2 separate regions of the Homo sapiens genome follow, and region 1 is linked to region 2. Evidence: chromatin loops called from intact Hi-C (ENCODE). Cell type or tissue: PC-9. All regions are shown on one strand. Region 1 overlaps PTPRU (protein tyrosine phosphatase receptor type U). Region 2 holds the start of PTPRU (protein tyrosine phosphatase receptor type U).

The links. Peaks named below come from ENCODE experiments on the same cell type or tissue, not always from the same donor. Only the 100,000 strongest peaks of a DNase experiment are listed, where the experiment ranks them.
Region 1: it touches region 2 in a loop (5-fold over the local background); 11 of 110 quality-filtered maps call a loop at or near these places.

The regions. Positions count from the first base shown.
Region 1 is chr1:29,321,149-29,323,648 of GRCh38, forward strand. It overlaps PTPRU (protein tyrosine phosphatase receptor type U), which reads left to right. Exons shown (of 30, transcript NM_133178.4): 27 at 2,223-2,348; 28 at 2,483-2,500. Among named protein-coding and RNA genes, the nearest start is that of LINC01756, 28 kb to the right of the region's middle. In PC-9, no CTCF peak of the experiment used is centred here; no DNase peak of the experiment used is centred here.
Region 2 is chr1:29,235,471-29,237,970 of GRCh38, forward strand. It overlaps PTPRU (protein tyrosine phosphatase receptor type U), which reads left to right and starts at 1,052. Exons shown (of 30, transcript NM_133178.4): 1 at 1,052-1,247. The coding sequence starts at 1,175. RefSeq lists a silencer at 855-1,174. In PC-9, a CTCF peak has its summit at 998 (motif pointing right); no DNase peak of the experiment used is centred here; H3K4me3 peaks cover 1,299 bases; H3K27ac peaks cover 1,193 bases.

The DNA.
Region 1 (2,500 bases), 86 kb after region 2:
GCCTATCGAGTAGCTGGGACTACAGGCTGCATCACCACAGCTGTCTGATTTTTTTTTTTTTTTTTTTTTTTCAGTAGAGACAAGGTCTCACTGTGTTGCCTGGACTGGTCTCGAACACCTGGCCTCAAGTGATCCTCCCACCTTGGTCTCCCAAAGAACTGGGATTATAGGCATGAGCCACTGCCTCTGGCCACAGTTGCTCTTTATTGGCCCCCTGCTAAGCCAGGGACTGCTTTGCACTCATGGTCTTATTTAGAATCTATAATGACCTTGGAGGGAAGGCTTCAGTGAGAAAATTAAGACCCAAAGAGGTTCAGTGCCTTCTCCAGGGCCACATGGCTGGGGAGGGGCAGAGCTGTGCTCCCCAGCCTCAGCTGCCTCATTCCAGAGCTTCTGCTCTTTTAGTCACTCCACTAAAGCGCCCATCATGGGGGCCTCCGAGGTAGAGTACAATTCAAGCCTCCTACTTTCTGACTGTTTGATCTAGGGTAAGTTGATTGACCTCTTTTGAGTTTTACTTTCCTTCTCTGTAAAATGGGGGCCATCATAGGACCTGTTCTTGTGGGGTTATTGTGAGGACCAGGTCAGGTGTGCATAGGATATGTGGCACTGCTGTGTCTGCTGCACAGTAGGCATGTGGTATGTGGCAGGGACAAAGATGATGAGGGTGACAGTTGTATCTGAGATTGGCCCAGACACTGGTTCAGTGACCTCAGCCTGGGGGCAGCCCCTCTGACTCCCCTGTTTCCCTTTGGAGCTCCCAAGAAGTACAGATACCCAGCCTTCCAGCCCTGCCTGACCATGTGCTTTAGGTCTCTGGACCCCTTCCCACCCCAGCTTTCTGCTGGGCCCAGGGGGCTAGGAAGATTTGCTGTAAAATGAGTACAACAGCTTCTTAATGGCCTCCTTGAGAAGATTGCATTAACTGGGCTCTTTATGAGTCAGGCACTTTGTGAAAATGACCCAGGACTACAGGATAATGGGCCTCAGCCCTGGTGCAGCAGGAACCATCCTTGCTAGGGTAGAGGGGAGAGGCCCAGAGGGAGGCTCACAGAGATGTAGTTCACTGGGCACTGATTTGCTCATCTGCTCAACCAACTTTGCCCATGAACAGCTCCCTGCAGTGGGCAGGGAGGAGACAGAGGGAGAAGAGACACAGCCCCTCCCAGATCTCATGGTCCAGGAGGAAACAGGTAGAAAAACTGATAGTGACAGCACAGAGGGAAAAGAGCTATGAAAGAGCTGGCACAGGGACAGAGAAGTCCGGGGGATCATGTATCGGCGATGGCTTCCTGGAGGAGGTAGTGTCTGAGCTGAGATGTGTGGGAAGGGCAGAATTAACTAGGTGAGGAGGTGGAGGAAGAGAGACCCGTGGAGAGGGAGCAGCCTGTGCAGGGTTCTGAACGCACAGGGTTGCCAGGACCTGAGGCAAAATGAGGAAGGTGGTGTCCTCCTGTCCTGGGCTGTGGTCAGAGGGGATTGATGAGCACGGTGTCTTTTTGGGAGAGGATGGGAGTCATTTTACCGACGGAGAAACTGAGGCCAAGAGAAAGGAAGAGCCTTTCCTGGGCTTCAGGCAGAGCTGAGACTAGAAACTGAGGCTCAGGATACTTAGCCTGGAGGATGTGTGTGTGTATTTGTACGTGTGTTTGTGTGTGTTAGGTCATAGGGCTGTACCTCCTCTGTCCCTCCACAGTCTGGAGTCTGGGAGGGGGTTGTATTTAGGACCCTGACTCCATGGAGGGGTCCTGGGGCAGAAGTGGGGGTACTGAACTGTGTTGCAGCATCAGGGACACCCCACCTCTGTGAGCTGGTGCTGAAGGGCAGAGGCAGTGAGAGAGAAGGCTGGGGGGAGGTTCTGGGGTGGGTGGGAGTGATCCAGGCCTATTCCTGGAAGCAGGCAGCCTCATGTAGGAGCGTGTGAACCGGTTAAGGTGTAGCTTTCTAGCTGCACAGCAGTAGGCATCAGTGCAGTTTGCAAAGGGTTCATCTTGGCTGATCTGAACGTGTCAGTGCAGAACGCATTGGGGCAGGTGGGCCTTGCAGCCTGTGGGCAACTGGTGGTGATTGGGGGAGCTGCTGAAGGTGAGTCTGGAGTGAGTGGGTGGGCCAGGGTTCGTGGGAGCCACAGGGCAAGTGTGGAGCCCTTGGGGTGGGCATGGCTGTGGGGTGAGCCCCGGCCAGGCTCTACTCAGCTCTCCCCTCTCCGTGCTTATGCCCAGCCCTGCCTGCAGTACTGGCCAGAGCCAGGCCGGCAGCAATATGGCCTCATGGAGGTGGAGTTTATGTCGGGCACAGCTGATGAAGACTTAGTGGCTCGAGTCTTCCGGGTGCAGAACATCTCTCGGGTGAGTGGTCTGAGGAGCCCCAGGGAAGGACCCTGGGTGGTGGCTGGGGCAGCTTTTAATGACCCTCTGTGTCATCAGGGGCCCCTGGGACCCTGGTGCTCATGTCCTCCCTGGCTGGCTGCCCCTGTCCCCAGTTGCAGGAGGGGCACCTG
Region 2 (2,500 bases):
GCACTCTATTTGAAATTGCAACAATTCCCCTTCCCTTCCCTGTCCCCCCACCACCCCCAAATTTCCTGGTGTATGAGACAGTGATAAAGGACGTACACCAGAGGGTTTGCTTTTTTGTTTTTGTTTTTTTGGTTGTTTACTGTTCTTGTCTTCCCACTGGAATGTAAGGTCCATGAGAGTAGGGAATTTTTGTCTGTTTTATATCTCTACCCTGGCCTATAGTAATTGTTGAATAAATGAATAGACCCCAATAAATATTTGTTGAATGAATAGGTGTCCAGATGGGAGGAAGGTCTCAGCCCCTATTCAATTCAAACCAAACAACTTTGATTCAAATCTCGGTGCTGTCAAATACTGTTGCATAACAGTATTTATGCAGTATAATTATTGCATACCTAATATATGATGATTAAATGAGTCCATGTGGGTTAAACACATAGAAGGTACCTGGTCTTACATAGTAATGAGCAACGAGTTTGCAGATCATAGTGCGAGGGCTCGTTCTGGGTAGAGGCCCAAATACATTTAACCTGTGTAGCCAGAAGGTAGAGTAGGACCAGTGAGGGCTAGTGAGGGAGGTAGACTTGCACGTCATGAAATGAAAAACTTTCTAAAAGCCGGCGTTTCCAAAGCCCCAACAACCGCTCTTGGCCAGGTGATGAGCGCCCTGTTCCTGGAGGTATGTAGAACACGCATTTGAAGGCGCCAAGGTACAAGGGATTCAGGCATCGGATGGGACAGAGGCCGGGTGTCCCTGGGTCACCGTCCCTGAGAGCGCTGTACGGGAGCTAGGCGTGGGCCATGAGCGTGCTCGCCTGGCAGTGTTGGTGCCCGGTCCGTGGAGACGTCCGTGGGCGTCCAGACCCAGCCGCGGGGCCTCATGGCGGGGAGGATGCGGGAGCGGGGGAGGGGCGCGCCAGGGCTAGCGGGCGGCCGGACCCGCTGCAGCACCCGCCGTGGCCAGCAGGGAGCGCCGCGAGACCGCCGAACCCGCGGCCGGGCCTGACGTCAGCGCCCCGCTTGCTCCGGCTCGCGCTCTGGACTCGGCGCCAGTCCCGCTCCGCGCCGCGCCGCTCCGCTCCGGCTCGGGCTCCGGCTCGCCTCGGGCTGGGCTCGGGCTCCGGGGGCGGCGTCCCCCGCGCCGGGCCCCGGGACGGGCGGCGACGCTCCAACCATGGCCCGTGCCCAGGCGCTCGTGCTGGCACTCACCTTCCAGCTCTGCGCGCCGGAGACCGAGACTCCGGCAGGTAAGCGCGCGGCGGCCGGACCGAGCCTGCCCCGCCGAGCCTCGGGGCCCGTGGCGTAGCTCGGAAGAAAGTGTGAGTGTTGAGTGACCGGGCGTTACGAGCGTGCTCCCTGTGTGTGTCTGAGCGTAGGATGGGCGATTGTGTGCCCGGGGTGTTGCGTGACTGCGAATGTTGTGTGTCCGTGAGTTCTGTGCGCAAGAAAAGGTGATGTGTGTCGGCGAGTATGTTGGGGGTGAATGTTGTGTGCATCGAGGCATTGGGTGTGCGCTGAGTGTCTTGTGGGTCTGCCAGTGTGTAGTGTTTGTGTGGCCAAGTGGGTTGTGTGTGCATCTGAGTTTGGTTGTGTTGCGGGAGTTGTATCTGCTAATGTGTTGCATTTGTTTGCATTTTGTATGCCTGGCCGGGAGTGCTGTTTGTTTTGTGTCTGCGAGTGGGTTGTGTGTTTGTGTTATGCCTGTGGCCAAGGGTGCTCTCTGGATCCCGCCTGAGTGTGGATCCGGGAACGCGTGTGTGGCGTGTGTGCTTTTGAGATCCGTGTACATGTGTGAAGGCGTGGGAACGGGTCCGGAACGTGTGTGTCCGTGCGCTGTGTACGTGTGGGGAGTGTCTAGGGTATGTGGTGTGTGCTGCCGGGGGCCGCGTGGGTCCGAGTGAATGCCAAGTGTGCCGGGAATGCGTGTGTGGGAGCGAGTCTGGAACGGATGTGAGTGTGTGCGAATGTGTCCGTGTGTGCTGGCTGCGCGTCCAGGAATGTTGCGAGTGTGGAGCGCGCCTGGGCCGCGGCTGCGAGTGTGCCCTGGTCCCGGGGCCGCCCGAGGGGGCGGTGGCAGGACGTGTGTGCGCGCGTGTGCGTGTGCGCGTGTGTGGCGCGCTGGGCCGGAACAAGTTGTCGCGGCGGCGCCCCCTGGGCTGCCCGGGTCGGGCAGGGCCCGAGGCTCAGGGGAGGACCGGGCCCCGCGGCCGCCGCCTCGGGCATGTCGGACTGTTTGTTGTTTCGCAAGTTCCGCGCGGCGCTGGCGGGCGGCTGATCCGAGGCGGCGCCGGGGCTGCGGGGCGCCCGGGCCAGCGGGCCCCAGCGAGGGGCCGGCGGGCGGGCAGGGGAGGGCCGGACCGGCGGGCGCTCCTGCGGTGGCCGGGCCGCGGCTGCGCCCCGGGCGGCCGGGCGGGGGCTGTCCCCGGGCTGGGCTGCGACGTCCGGGCGCGGGCAGGGCCTGGCTCGCCGCCGGGGGACGGCGCCCCCTCCCTTGGCGCGC